Regions from separate parts of the Homo sapiens genome. Here region 2 is linked to region 1. A link is a loop called in an ENCODE intact Hi-C map of the cell type or tissue named here. Cell type or tissue: mammary epithelial cell. All regions are shown on one strand.

Evidence for each region. Peaks named below come from ENCODE experiments on the same cell type or tissue, not always from the same donor. Only the 100,000 strongest peaks of a DNase experiment are listed, where the experiment ranks them.
Region 2: a loop joins it to region 1, with 6 times the contacts of the local background. A loop is called at or near these places in 7 of 110 quality-filtered maps.

What each region holds. Positions count from the first base shown.
Region 1 is chr11:121,547,190-121,555,189 of GRCh38, reverse strand. SORL1 (sortilin related receptor 1) reads right to left here. Exons shown (of 48, transcript NM_003105.6): 15 at 5,102-5,230; 16 at 4,520-4,605; 17 at 1,081-1,253; 18 at 1-3. Among named protein-coding and RNA genes, the nearest start is that of SORL1-AS1, 98 kb to the right of the region's middle. RefSeq lists enhancers at 825-1,422, 2,979-4,178. In mammary epithelial cell, a CTCF peak has its summit at 4,701; DNase peaks (open chromatin) are centred at 1,059 and 4,779; H3K4me3 peaks cover 1,429 bases; H3K27ac peaks cover 2,007 bases.
Region 2 is chr11:121,460,043-121,468,042 of GRCh38, reverse strand. The region is part of intron 1 of SORL1 (sortilin related receptor 1); the gene reads right to left. Among named protein-coding and RNA genes, the nearest start is that of SORL1-AS1, 11 kb to the right of the region's middle. RefSeq lists enhancers at 1-27, 1,443-1,512, 1,076-2,275. In mammary epithelial cell, no CTCF peak of the experiment used is centred here; DNase peaks (open chromatin) are centred at 1,272, 1,842 and 3,322; H3K27ac peaks cover 4,317 bases.

The DNA of each region.
Region 1 (8,000 bases):
GCGCTTAAGAGAGAAAAGTAATAATAAATGCTAGGAACTGTTCAAACGACCCCCTGCCAAGTCAGTCCCATGAAGGGTAACCCTTTATTCAACTGGCAGGACTGGCAAGGGATGAGATGTTTTACGTTAGTAAACTTTCCAGACACATGAAGCCAGGTTTTCATGAAAGCATTTCTAAAATATACTACATTTTTGTTTTTTAAAGCAGAATAAAGAGAATTTAATCATATATATTACTCTGCATTATCATTATGAACACTGGTTACTAAATTATGCTGTATGGCAATAATAAAGTCAGAGATTACTGAGATTGTATGAGTCTGTTTGCTTTTAAAATAAGTGAAACCAGACTGCTGTTACATTTCAGTTCTTGTGTCTGCTTTTATACTCTTTCTTCCCTGTGAGGCTCTTAGCCATCAAGTGCTATTGTTGGACAGCTCCATTCAGCATCACCGCCATCCCCCACCCCAAGCCCCTCAAATACCCAGGCACTGTGAAATTTCTGTTGGGTTGGAATCTAGATAAAAATTTGTTGGAATTGCTTTTCTAAAAGGATTAAGTAGACAATGAATAAAGATCAAAGAGCTCTCCTTTAAATGCATGGGTGTGAGCGTATGGCTATCCACCTGGCCTGTCCAGGGCTCTTTAATGCTTACTTCCTGGTTCTTACCTGTGTTCAGAACAGCTGAAGTGGATAATTATGTGAGCTATGGGTAAGTCAAGTGTTACTGTATCATGGCTTGGGAAGAAAGATGCTCAAGAGGCAGTTGGCACAATAGGGGGGCAACTAATCATCCTACATTACTAGTCCCAACACCTTCCCAGCAGGAAAAGCAAGACCTCACTTTCAAGCAGGTCTGTGGATTTAGGGCTTTCTTTATCCTTCCTATATGAACAGATGAAGACAGAGAAAGAAAAATACTAACACAGAAGACTGGAAACTTTCACCTGTCAGCCCTGAGATGAGTAACACTTACAAACTTCTAACTGCCCATTTCCATAGGCCATTCTGCATGCAGCTTATCAGGACAGGGCAGTCACGATGCACAGCTCCCACAGTCAGACCAAGCGCTGACTCACCTGGATGACGTCCAAGGCCAGGTCGGACCAATACAAACAGTTGTGCTCATAGTCAAAGTCCAGGGCCACTGCTGCCCGTAGCCCGGTGAGAGGCAACTGCTCGGTGGCTCCCGAGGCCAGGTCATAGCGGTAGATGGATTTCCTCACAGCATACAGAATGAACTCGTTCTCTTCTGCCAGACACACAAGACACGTGGGAGGTTGGACCCAGGGGATGCTGAAGAGGTCCTAGCACATCTGACCTATTTGTTTCTCATACACAAACCTCAAATTCATTGGCATGTGGTGTGGACCAAGTGAAGAGCACAGAAATCAAGACTCAGGAGGTGTGTAATGGAATCACATTTCTGCCTCAGGCAAGTTACTTAAACTCCAGTGAATCTGTTTCTTCATCTGCAAGTGTTTTACTTGTTATGTTTTTCTTTATTCTAAATCTCCCAATATGCATGCTTCAACAACCATACTTCTGGGCTAAGCCTGCCAGTCTTCAAGTCACACTTGCCAACCTAATTACACCAATCGCCCTGTTCTCCCTCCTCACGTGACTGTATCACCACAGCATCATCATCTTGTTGACGAGAGACCATTAGTCACTGAAGCTTTGTAACTAAGCTCTCTAATCAATTTGCTCACTTATTCATATTGTTCACAACACCATATGGCAATTCTATGAACCTCTTAGATCTCCAAAATAATACTAATAATGCATTTGTTCTTGGCTATTTACAAAATGTTCCACAACATAATCACCACAAAAATTCTGTTTCTACTCAACAAATATAAATTGTGTACATATTGTGTATAATGTGCTTACTACGTATCGGGTATTGTTTAAGACCCACAACAACTGCCTGATGGTAGAACTCTTGTTAACCAAATTTTACAAATGAGAAAACTGAGACCAGAGAGGTTAAGTAACTCACCCAAGGTCACACAACTAGCAAGTGGCAGAACCAAGATTGGAACCCAGGCACTCTGGATCCAGAGTCTATGCTTTAACCACTACACTGTGCTGCCTGTTATGATACAGACGCTACCGTGGATGATTTTTAAGATGTAGAAATGAAGGTCCTGAGTGCTGAAGATACTTACCTAATGTCAGACAACTGGAAATAGGAAGACCCAGTACACTGTCTTGTCCACTTAGGGAACGGCTTGGGAAACATCCAGATTCTTCCCCAGGAGTGGACACAAGCAGCACACCAGCATCTGTGTCTAAAGTGTGCATCTTGACAGTGTGTTGCATATGGGACCAAGATGCAAATCGGAATTCTTTTGCTGCATGCCTGGGTTAGCCATTCCTGCCCACTTCCTGATTCCATACACTCAGTGACTTAACATGTACCACTCACCTTCTTTATAAAAGCTGTAATATAGATAATGCATCAAAAAATAAATCTACCTACAATTTTTAATAAGGTAAGTTTTCCTTCTTTTCCTTTGGTTCCAGGTCACTTTAGAAGTATCTATGTTACCATCACATGGTAACCTACCTCCCCTTTTGGTTGTCAAGGAAACCTTCCCGCTGTCATTCCCAGGGAGGGGGCCAGCTAAGGTATAGGGACATGAAAGCTACATTTGCAGCAGCAAGGCTTTTGCCCCACATCTCTCTCCAGCATCTATAAACCTCATTCTGTCACTCTGGGCTTTTTTTTCCTCTAAGAAACTAATACCCATAAAGTAGAACCTGAATCCAGAAATACGTGTTTTAGGATTATGTTCAGAGCAGCATGCGGCATTCCAGCGCGCAATGCTTAACCTGGAAAAGGAATGGAATTCTTGGCTGGTCCTGGCCAAGGAATGTGTGTTTTCATAGTAATTGTAAAGGAAGAAAAATTCTTGCATTTAAAAAATCCTTCCAGATGCCCAGATTACCTCATCTTTGCAAAGATATTACGGCCCCCATTAGTCCTGTGAAAGCATCTTTTTCTTTCCTGGTATATCCCTGCCTCCTATTCCATGCCTTTTTTTTTCTCTCTTTTACATAGGAGGTGGCCCACAATGGAATGAGATTTCTCCACTTCGTTCCCTGTTCTATCTTCCAGTAGAAGAGAAAATAGCTTTCCTGCCAGTTTAGATGGCTTTAAACAAACTGTTTTGTCCCTTGCTGAATTATCTTCAGAAATATTTATTACAAAAGTAGGCACTCCAGCCCCTCAAGAGCAATCACTCAAACCCTACTAACCCACGCCCTCATCAATAACAGCTCTTGTGAGGGAAATATTTGAATATTATCTGCTCATTTGTTGGAATTTGCTGAAGTGGTGGTTCTTTTCAAGCCTCCATAGTGAGGTATGTTAATTACTCTGGTAATGATGAAAGATTAAATTAAGGGACTAACGAACTTAGCATGAAAAACACCAGGGCAAGCTGGCGGCAGTGAGCAAAAGAGAGGGCTGCCCTGCCCTGCCTGTGGAGACCACACACTTCTTTCATGATTCATTCGGTGCTTATGGCTGTCCACGTAAGACACCACCACCCACCACAGACGGAAGTTAACTCCAGCCATTTACCTTCACCAAGAGGTAATGGGCAGGAAAGAGGGCACAGAGGGAATAAAGAAGCTTTAAATGAATAAGAACTGGAAACAGAGTGAAGAAAAGCAACTAAGAGATTATTTTTCAAAGTATCATAATTTCATGTCTCTGTGGTAAAGACCCCATGTTACATCACCACTAAATCTAGCAGAAACGTGTTTTAGAACACACTATACCTTTATAGCATGTGAATCATTTCAGAGAAGTTTTTCTTAATTAGCATGCATAATGATTATCTAAAATAGTGAGAATGATATTTATTTGCCATTTGGGCAATGTCCAATGAAGAGCATGGGGCTTAGAGTCTGAATTTCAACTTTGTCACTTACTAGATGTGTGACCTTAAGCCATTTAACCTCCTCTGAACATGCTTCCTCGTGAAAAAGTAAAAAACAAAATTGATAATATCTGCTTCCCTGAGTTGTTAAAAGGGTTAAACTGGCAACACATAAAAAGTACACTGAAATCTATAAAATTCCATTAAAATTTTAGTTACAGTTAGTTTTATTATAAAATTAACATAGACTACTTAGCTACTTCCTAAGAAGTCACACACCTCTTTATACTCAACTTTGACAAACAGATTAAGGAACACACAAAAGCCTGTGGGGATCTTTCTACCCCAGTGGATGCTGAATAAATATTTTTCAATTAACAAAGGGATTTCCCTCAAAGAAACTGAGCTGACACAAAGTACTTTCCATTCCTAAAAACGGGTATGGCTATGTACAAGTTCAGTGTGGAAACCAACCTTAGGGAAAAGAGGAAGCCCTGTGATGCTTGTGACGGCCATTGTTTTTCTCCACTCAATTAAAGGAGCCACAAGCCCGGACTTGGGTGAGATCGTGATACTGCTTCAACCATGTCTCAAGAAATGAAAGGGAAGAAACCACCTCTCTTACCTGCCAGGGGACAGGGGACCAGCTCTCCTTCCAGTCGCGCTTCAACATCTCCTCCGCTACAAGTGTCCCCAGAAATCTTCCGGTAGCTGTCACCCCACCCCAAGAGCAAGAGGTCAGAAACATGGAAGAATAGCCACAAAGGCATCCCAGCTGGGAATACACTTACTACCCACGGCCAGTAGAGTCCATCCACTCATTTCTCTTTAGAACTAGAAAGAGGATGTTCGTAGTTCTGAGTCAGTTCTCCTTATAATTAGACTAGGCAGGCCCAGACAATTTAGGGCACTGTCCTGGCCAAGATTTTTAAATATATCTCTTGAATACATTCCTCTGAAGATGTTTCCCTGCTGAAGTTGATGACTTAAGATATTCCTAGAGTTTCAGGGATGCTTACAGACTTGCAATGTGGAGGTAGGAGAGTTTACAAATACCATAATTTATAATGTTGCCCAAACTACTTGCAGGCTGTTAACTTGGAATTCTAGAATTTCGAGTGTAGAGCAATCCAGACGGTCCTCTATGCTCTCTCGCTCCATGTGCGGACCGCTGAGAACCTGACAGGGCAACCTCTGTGATACATACCCTCTCGTTCTCCTGTAAGTAGAACCCACAGGGCAAGGCACAGGAGGGGAGTATGACTTTCCAGAAAATTCCGGATCTGGAACACAAACCTCTAATGACAAATCTTCACTCATCTTGAAACCGAAGTCACTAAAAAGGCAATTGGGCTTTGTTAAGGCCACGGTTTTATACATTTCAGGCATTCCTGTACCAATTCTGCTGACTTTACCTTACTACTTTTCACTTTTATTATAAGTTATTTAACATGTCCCTTTAAAGAATATTTACTTTTTATATAAAATACATCTTCAAAAGAAGATTTATATCAGAACCACAGTTGGAAAAACACAATCACATGCCATAAATAGACCAAAAAAAAAAAAAATCATCATGCCAAATCAAAACAGTATTAAATTTTAGCCAGATCCAGTTCCCAATTTAAGACTCTGGACCTGCCCTCTCTGTTAAAAGGGATTAGGCAAATGTTACAGTTACTAGCAACCAATGAGACGTTCTTTTTGACAGAATCTGAAGAAGTAAAAGAGGAATTTTAAAAGAATAACCTTTTTAAAAAATTATTTGGGGCCGGGCATGGTGGTTCACGCCTGTAATCCCAACACTTTGGGAGGCCAAGGCAGACATATTGTTTAAGCCCAGGAGCTCCAGACCAACATGGGCAACATGGTAAGACCCTGTCTCTACAAAAAAGAATAAAAAAAAATAGCCAGGTATGGTGCTGCACACCTGTGGTCCCAGCTACTTGGGAGGCTGAGGTGGGAGAATCATTTGAGCCCAGGAGGTCAAGGCTGTAGTGAGCCGTGATTGCGCCACTGCACTCCAGCCTGGGCAACAGAGCAAGCCCCTGTCTCAGAAAAAAAGAAAAAATTTGACTAGGGGTTCAATGTTATTTAAGAGTATATCCACATACTAGCTAAGTCACCCTGTACTTTGAGATACAGTAGTTAGGTTCATGAGACCTCTTGTGATCTGGAGTCACATCTGCCAAACCTCCCAGCTTGAAGGGCAGCATCCTGGAGTAGGAAGCAGGAGGCCTCAGTCGAAGACGATTCTAAAACGAGGTGACTGTACTATGAATGTTCTAAGGCCCTTCCAAACCTGTAAATTCTATAATTCAATGAATTACAGAATATATTCAAAGAATTATAGAACAGAACATATATTCCACGTTCATGTGCTCTACCAGAACACATTTATTTGCTCTATTCAATTCAACAAATATTTAGGTCCGGCATGGTAGCTCACGCCTGTAATCCCAGCATTTTGGGAGGCTGAGGCGGGTGGCTCACTTGAGGTCAGGAGTTCTAGACCAGCCTGGGCAACATGGCAAAACCCCGTCTCTACTAAAAATACAAAAATCAGTTGGGCATGGTGGCACGCACCTGTAATCCCAGCTACTCTGGAGGCTGAGGCAAGAGAATGGCTTGAACTTGGGAGGCAGAGGTTGCAGTGAGCCAAGATTGCACCACTGCACTCCAGCATGGGTGACAGAGTGAGACTCTGTCTCAGAAAAACAAAAAACAAAAAGAAAAACTCCAAATATTCATTAAACATTTCTGACACAAAAAGTATTAACAGATACACAGAGAGTGATTTGTGTGCATTATATCATAATCCACATTTAATAGTTTGTAAGAATTGTTCAAAAGGCAGCAGTTTTGTCACTGTATCAAATGTGCCTCTTTCATTACCTCAGTTCGTTATTACTGAACGGCCACTTTAAATCTTTTTAGGAACCAGATAAAGCATTAGCTAATTACTTATTTGCCTCCAATAGCAAAGCACTCTTCCTGGGCAGCTTTCTTTGACCATAGGTCATGACCTAGTGGACTCTGAGAGTACTTGGGAGGCCCAAGACTAGATTCTTCCCCTCCCAAAAAAGTGCAAAAGATTGCAAAAGGCCCCATCATACATTTAAAAGTCAATGTTGTCTCCTAAAACTTGTGTTTTAATTATATGTGTGTATGTATCTACACGTACATATGTAAGTACAGGGTCATAAGAGAAAATGTATTATTTACTAGGGGTTGCAGTCAAGAATGTGAAAGCTGTATGACTTGGCAATGTCGAGAAATATAAGAACATAAAAGAATCTACCATGGAAATCAGGAAACATGGGCCAATAGCTGGGCTTCCCAGTGTGGTCTAAAAGGACTATCAGAAATAACCTGGTGTTCAAACACAGTTGTCAACCAGTACCTGAACTAATGGAAAGATACTATAAGCTTGCTCATTCTCATCTCATTTCCTGACGTCCATCTTGGGACCATTTTCCTTCTCAGTGCCATAGTCCAATGCCATCAAACATCTCCAAGAGCCATATAGTTGGGCTGGCTGCCTTCCAGCAGCTACAGCAAGCAGAGAAACAATTGGGAGGGGTGGAGCGGGGAACAGCTGACATCCATATACCCCTTACCATTTCAGAGGGTCATCACCCCACGATCTCATTTGGCCTGCAACCCAACTCCACAAGGGGCAGAGCAGGTGGTTTTACTGGTCTACAATAAAAACACTCCACATACAAGCAGGGTGAGCATACAGCAGGTTCCAGCAAGGCAGATGGGGTGGGCATGGTAGACCAGCAGGTCCCAGGCCAGTTTACCCAGGAGGGCACACCAAGCTCCATTTCTTTTCTTGTGTGTGTGATTTTTTTTTTTTTTTTTTTTTTTTTTTTGGTGAGGGTTGGGGAAATGTAGGGCAAGAGAGAAAATTTTAATGTTATTTGTTTTTAAGCCTAAATGTCATGAAAAAAAAAAAAACCCCAAAGATTTGTTAGACTTTCTTACCTATTTTTTACTTAGTCTTAATTTTATTTTGAAGTACATATTGGGGATAGGAAGAGGGGAGAGAGAGGGCACTATGATCTTTTCAGGGATTAGGACCTCTCCAGTCTCAAGCTGGT
Region 2 (8,000 bases), 87 kb after region 1:
CACATATTTGGCTGGCAGAAGGACAAAGCAGCTAATCCTTAACGACGTTACTTGGAGTTTTAAATACCTGCATTTAATTTGATCCAGGATCAAACTCTTTTTGAAAAACATTTGAAAGGCGACCTTACTTTAAAGAAAAGGACCTAGGAATATGTGTCCTTCCAAAATGTCTCTCCTCATTCCCAGATAGAGAAGTCCAGGCAAGCACTAACAGAGAAGTGCAAATAAGAAATAGAAGTAAATAAATTATTTAATCCAGAATGCTACAAAGAGAAAGCAGCTAAAGGAATCTCCTCCGGTCGCTGAAGCCTTCCCTTTTCCTCCTCTCCAGCCCAATCCCCTGGATCCATCTGGAGATCAGAAACTCACAACACATGTGCCCTGGGAATCCCAGCTAAAAGTTTCCTCCCCTCCCAAAACATCTGCACTCTTGAACCAGAGTGGGGATAGAAAACTATGCAAATGTCAATACAATAAAGGACTAGGAACCTAGAAAAAAAAAATCACCCATGTTCCCCTGGGATCTGGGATAAAAAGTCCTCAAATATTCAACTTGGGCATCCTCAAAGATGACATCAAAATGCTCCCTCTGGCAGGTAACACTCAGATAATGCTTTGAGTAGGTTGCAAAGCTTTCAGTGATCAGAGTGGGCAAAAGGTCTGAAGATAACTTGCTGAAATCGATCTACTCAGAGGACAGGAGACCTCCTCACCAATCCCAAGGCAGGTGAAAGGTGAGAAGAGCACCAAGGGCAAGCCTCAAAACATCCAAGGGCTTTTCTACAAAGAAAAACTCCCATCCTGGCTAACACGGTGAAACCCGGTCTCTACTAAAAATACAAAAAATTAGCCGGGCGTGGTGGCGGGTGCCTGTAGTCCCAGCTACTCGGCAGGCTGAGGCAGGAGAATGGCGTGAACCCGGGAGGCGGAGCTTGCAGTGAGCCAAGATTGTACCACTGCAGTCCAGCCTGGGCAACAGAGCGAGACTCCACCTCAAAAAAAAAAAAAAAAAGAAAAAAAGAAAACCTCTAGAAGGCAAGCCTGGTAAAACACCTGTTTGTTTGTTACTTTGTTTCTTTCTCTTCTTTTTTTTAAGGAAAGCTTTTTTTATTAGATGTCCCTTTTACTCATAAGAGCAGACTGAAAAGGGGCAGCCCAGTAGGGGGATAAAATCCCTGGCAAGAAATGACTTGTACGAGGGCCACCAGGCACTCGCAGGAACAGCTCAGCTCCTTTGCTTGGCGAGATGTCAGGCACATCCTGGTCATAAGAATAACTCCCTGGTGAGTCACAGCTGATCCCCAAGGCAGCCCGGGTGCCCATCCCCCCACAGCAGACCTAGTTGCAGGAATCAGGAATGGATGCGCGCAGGACAGGGGAGCCAGCAGGCAGGCTGACAGGAAGTAAATTTTATTATCAAGACATGCATTCTACCCTCTGGCCTCACCTGTCTCCTCTGTCTCCACCTTGCCCCCATCCTCACCCCCAGGGGAAAGAAAAGAAGTCAACAAAGCAGGCTTTTCCTGCTAGCTCTCCATGGCATGTGGCCAAGACACCAGCAGCCCAGGGCAGACCCCAGCAATCAAGAACAACCCACAGGTCCCTAGATCCCTTTACTTAATCAGTGGCTTCCGGTTTGTTTGGTTCCTTTTCCATCCATCCCCAAGGATCTCCCCCTGATCTCCCCTTTCCTCCTCCCCAAGCCTTTTTCCATCGCCAATCCCCCACACAGGTCCCACACCCAGAAGACACTGGCCTGGGAGTGGGTGGGAGGGTGGTTTTCCCAGGAACATAACCTTGACGTGCAATCAGCTATAACCACAACCCCGGGGTGTGAACAACCTTCCCTCTCCCCTGTCTAGCTCACAGGGCATAGCTGGAGCTTGATAAATGAGACACAATTAATTGGAGCTGTTAAGGCAGCAGGGAGGGGCCGAGTGCCTCCCCTCAGAAGGCAAACAGAGAAAAATTACATGCCACAGAAACCTCTGAACACAGAAACTGCATCATAAACAACAAACAGCATCTGGCTCATTGGCAGGTCGTTAAGAGTCAAGATAACTCCTCCCACCCCACCCCCCAAAGATCACCTGGCCTAGGGGGGTCCCATGCCCCACTGAAGGTCAGAATCACCTAAGAGGCCCCACTCCACGCCTACCGGCTCTGTCGCCCTCTGCCTGGAGCCCAGGAATCAGTCTTTTTTAAAAGACACACCCAGCCGGGCGTGGTGGTTCATGCCTGTAATCCCAGCACTTTGGGAGGCCAAGGCAGGCAGATCACGAGGTCAGGAGATGGAGACCAACCTGGCTAACACAGTGAAAAACCGTCTCTACTAAAAATACAAAAAATTAGCCAGGCACGGTGGCACGTGCCTGTAGTCCCAGCTACTCGGGAAGCTGAGGCAGGAGAATTGCTTGAATCTGGGAGGCAGAGGTTGCAGTAAGCCAAGATCATGCCACTGCACTCCAGCCTGGGCGACAGAGCGAGACTCCGTCTCAAAAAAAAAAAAAGGAGACACACCCCAACCCCAGGTATTTCTAATGCAGCTTCTTTGGGAAACAATGAATCTAGTTGATTCCCCTGCCTCCTGGCAGGAGTTGGAACTAAATGACGGTAGCTAGAAAGATGTACCATTTTTGGCGGGGGGGCTTGTCTTTGGGGATTTGGGATGGTCATTAAAACTCTAGGATATACTGATGATATATGCTACAATGTGGCTGAACCTCACAAACAATATGCTAAGTGAAAGAAGCCAGATACAAAAGGTCACATATTGCATGATTGCATGACACCATTTATATGAAATGTCCCGAATAGGTAAATCCATAGGGAGAGAAAGCTGATTAGTGGTTACGAGGGGCTGGGAGATTGGAGAGGAGGGAATCACTGCTTAATGGGTAAGGGGTTTTATTTCAGAGCGATGGAAATGTTTTGGAAATCATGGTAGCACAACATTGCGGCGATATTAAGTTCACTGAACTGTTCACTTTAAAATGGCTAATTTTATGTAATGTGAAATATACTCAAATTTTTTTAAGGCCTCTAGGACCTGCAGAGAACATTATATTTCTCAAGTGCTAATCAAGAACCTAGGAGCTTCCACTCTTAAGAAGTGCTCCTTTTATCTCATCTCAAGCCCTCATGCTACCAAAATATGCAGCTAGAATGAGTCATACAGGAGGCAGGCTGTGGACTGGGTCTCTGGCCAAACCAATCCTTCAAAGTGCTGTCAGCGGCATCTGCAGAGCCACAGCATCCGCACAGGCCTCCCTGTCCCCAGCTGGAGAAACAGCCGCAGGCCCAAGGCTAGCATCCACCGCCAGCTCACAACAGTGGATGCCACCCACACCTTGACTCGCCTCGGCATCTTCATCGAACAAGTCCATATCACCCCACAAGTGTTGTCCCTCAGCCCCCTGCGTGCCCTGGCAACCCGGAGAGGTGAAATGATTCACCTCCTATTATTCAGAGTGAGGGGAAGGACCTGCTACCACCCAGTCCTCAAGTTCTGGGTTGTTATAAATAGAGGGGAGGAAGTCAATGGCTTGGATGAAGGGACTGATTACTCATGCGTTCACTTGCGGATGAAGTAGGCACTGAGGTCTGCTAGGTGCCAGGCACCCTGTAGGCTCTTTAATCATTTCTTACCTGTTAGCTCACACAGAGCACTTCTGGGGGAATTAGGGTTGCAAGTCTAAGCCAATGATGAGAAGTTTCCAATAAAACCACCGAAATCTGTATAGTTGTTGAGGCTTATGCAGGAGGTGGGGCCACTGAATAGAATGGGTCACAGGTACCCTCTCTACACCTCTTTCAAATTGGTCAAACCCAAAAATCAGGATGTCCTAGACTCCCACAGCTTGCAGTCCTCACAACTCCTACACAGCCTCCTCCCAAAACGCAGTACAAGGAGGACAAATAAGGCAGTCTGATTCATTTCTCTGCTTCACTAGCAGTGAAATACAAAGAAGCGTTTTTAAAATTCTACAATATAGCATAAAACAAATATCCTGTCCTTCAACTGTGAGGACAGAAGGAGCCAGGCACTCCCCTGAACTATATGACGAAACTGAGGAAGTCAAAGACAGCCTCCTGAGGTCCAAGGAGAACAAGGTTTTCCCAAACCATCCCTTTGCATGGCTTAAATGCTAGGTATGCAAATTGCCTCTCACTGTCCCCTTTCAAGACTGTGTTCTCACTATATTTAGCAGGCTTATTATCCTCCCTGGACTGCTCACCTCAGAAGGAAAGCTGAAATCTAGTTTACGAGCACTCCCGGAAGAGAGGCCCAGTTCATGGAATCTCAGCTCACTCACTTGACTTTTGAGTTTGCTCAAGATGCTTCACCTACAGAACTCCTGAACTACTTTGCTGATGAATTCAGGCTGCCCATTTTCCAGATGAGGAAACAAGGAGAGAATAACCTTGGACTAGAACTTAGCATTCACTACTATCTCCTTCACTGGAGCCATGACCATTCTACAGAGAAAAATACACATATGCCCTTTCCTTTCTCTTTGCTAAAAGGATGATAATCATAATCTCACTGCCTTATAATATCAGTTTAGAGAGCTTATTTCCCTTTCTGATTGATCCTTGGCAGCGAGAACCTATCTACTGTTTACCTCTGTGTGCCACTCTGTCCTGGTGAACCCACTTTGTCAATGAGCGAATATGCTTTGCTGTTTTGGGAGGGGCTCCCTACTAAAAAGAAACTGTGGAAAACTCTCTTTCTCATGAACATAATATCACCCCTTAATTTACCAGTTGGCAAAAAAAAAATGAGGAAAATATCAAAGCCAGAAAGAATCTCAGAGAACAATTAAATGAAATGCCACCTTTTGCAAATGAGATTAAGCTCAGAGACAGACTTTAAGGCAATGTGGTGGTTCTCACTGCCTGAAAACACACGGCCATGTGCAGGAAACACAGTCAGAGTGAGCACAGCAAATACCCCCTCAAGAGAGCGCACCCCAAGCCAGGACTTGCCCTACGTGAGGATTTCCCTGTGAGCCCAAAGTCATTTCTCACAGCTCTTCAGGATGGTTCCAGACCACAGACTTGCCCTCTGCAGCTTCACCATGAATAGCCCCTCACCGCGTTCAGTCAATAAGTATTTATCAAGCACTAACTATATACCAGATGCTATACTAGGTGTTAGTAAAATGGCAGACTCACATCTGCAATCCCAGCACTTTGGGAGGCCAAGGCGGGTGGATCCCTCGAGCCCAGGAGTTCAAGACCAGCCTAGACAACATGACACAACCCCATCTCTACAAAAAATACAAAAACTAGACGGGCCTGGTGGCGCATGCCTGTAGTCCCAGCTACTAGGGAGTCTGAGGTGGGAGGATCGCTTGTGCCCAAGAGATCGAGGCCGCAGTGAGCTATGATCATGCCACTGCACTCCAGCCTGGGCGACAGAGCTAGACCCTGTCTCAAAAAATAAAAAAGAAAGAAAAATAACACGATTCTAGGTCCTGCCTCATAGCTCTGAATATAGTAGGGAAAACACGCATTAAACAACTAATTCCAGGAATGATGATTGAATTACTGTTGTTACACAGGGGACCTAACCTCATATCGGGGAGAGAGTGAGGCTTCACTGAAGACCTGACCTATGTACTGACACCATAAGGATGAAGAGGGAGGAGTTAGGGAAAAGGGGATGGAAAAGTGAGGCAGAGAACATGGACCCAGACCTAAGGCAGGGCAGAGCAGAAGCCAGGAAGGAGAAGGGCCTTGAGACTTGCTGTGTTTGAAAAATTACAAGATCAGTGTGGCCAGGAGAAAGTGGAATTATGTGAGATCTCCAGGTTTTAAAGGTGGAGAAAAAAAAGTACTGCAAAAAAGCTGTGGATCCCTGCTTGAGATCAAAAATTTCACTAGATTACTTAGGATAGACAAATATGCCTGCATAAATCTGAAACAAGTTAGCGGGTTGGTTTGAGTCTTGTTCTCTCCGGTTTACCACCTGTCTAACTACGGGTAAGTCACTTCACCTTTTCAAGCTTCAAGATACTCATCTCTGAAATGAGATGAATAATCATTCTTATCTTCCCCATTTTTCAAGATTGTCGTAAGAATCAAATGAGATGCAGCCTGTGGATGTCATTTCATAAACTTCGACGCACTAAAACATCATTTCTTTTCATTACCAAATGCCTCTCAACCAAAATAAGCCATTCCTCACAAAACGGCTCCACATAGAACATTAACATTAGCGAAAGGCCTAAGAGCAAGCGATGACATATATAAAATGACAAAACACTGCACGCCTGAGTCAAGCTAGGAGCTCCTGCCTAACTGAAACTCACAGGCAGTTTTCTCCTTGATTCCCAGCCGAACTCTGAAACCTGGGGAAACCCAACCTCCAGGTCCCAAGGCTCCAGCCCAGAGGCGACACTGTTTTCTAGCACTTTCCTAACTCCAAGAGAAAAGCATGTAAACATTACATCCCAGAACCGAAGGCCTCTATACCCTACCAGTGGCTTCTTCACCACCCTGTGAGGGCAGCTATAAACAAGACTAATGGAGAAGGGGGAGTGCATTAAACCCATGGCTTGGCCAATTTCTCAGTAATAGGAGATGCCCTCTGGGCTACCAGGAGGTGAGGCAACAGGCGGACGTCCCACAGGCTCTGGTCTGCTAGCTAAACTCCCCCAGCTCTGTTTAGATAGCTCTTTCACCTCTAACCAACTTTCCACATCCACTGCTTCATTTTTCTCCTCTAGAGATTGAAGGCCTTGTTTCTGCAGTAACCGTCCCCCTCCAGCCCACCCATCACCACCACCACCAACAGCACACCTTGCCAAATTCAGCAAACCATGTGCACAGTTAACTGCAGATTTTTTTTTTTTTTAACCACTCAGTGAGAGAATTTCAGGGAACTAAATGTACACAGATGAGGTAAGTCATAGGTACAGAGTCTCAGGTTACTCAATTAATTGAGCACAGGTTCAAAGCATGCAAGTCCTTCCAAACACTTCTGGTTTCACAGGACACTCACCCCACTCTGCTCTGTCCCCACTCCCTGCCATCTCGGGCTCCTTGGCTGAGATCCTTGGGCAGATCAGCACTGGCCTTTCTCCCCAGGTCCCTGGGGCAGAGACAGGTGGAACTGTCTCGCATGTGTCTCCTGGGCTAATAGAGAAATGGGGTCCTTAACTATCTGGGACCTTAACCCTATAGCTTGCTATCTCACAGGTACCTATTAAAGTCTTCCCAGCCACAGTCCCCAAGCTAGCCTTTCTCCACAGGTGGCTCTTAACCCAGGGCCCTCCAGGCTCAACCAGATCATACCAGCCTTTCCAATGCCTCTGGGCACAGAGTTAAAAATTTCACCAAGGCCAGGCACGGTGGCTCACACCTGTAATCCCAGCATTTTGGGAGGCCAAGGTGGGTGAATCACGAGGTCAGGAGTTCGAGACCAGCCTGGCCAATATGGTGAAACCTCATCTCTACTAAAAATACAAAACAATTAGCCGGGCGTGGTGGTGCGCACCTGTAATCCCAGCTACTCAGGAGGCTGAGGCACAAGAATCGCCTGAACCTGGGAGGCAGAGGTTGCAGTGAGCCGAGATAGAGCCACTGCACTCCAGCTGGGTGACGGAGCGAGACTCTGTCTCAAAAAAAAAAAAAAAAAAAATTCATCATGACACTACACCTCAGCTCACCAGCCCCCCAAAGTCAGAAGGAAATCATCTCAGTATCCCTAAAATATTAAAATCCCAACTGAGGGCCCACCCATTGATTCACCCCCACATTTATTTCATGTAAGATTCACCCTAGTCATCTTCCCCCAGGGTTTCTACTCAACAGGCTAGTCTCTCTTCTAAATAATAGAGGTCACATCAGTTACCTTCTTCATTTAAAAAACCCCCAGAAAGGGGGGGAGATAATAAACAACATATTGGTCTCTACACGGCACAAATGCATTTGATATAGGTACATCTTTTTATTGTCCTTGTCAGCCACTCAGATTTGGGATATAATCACAT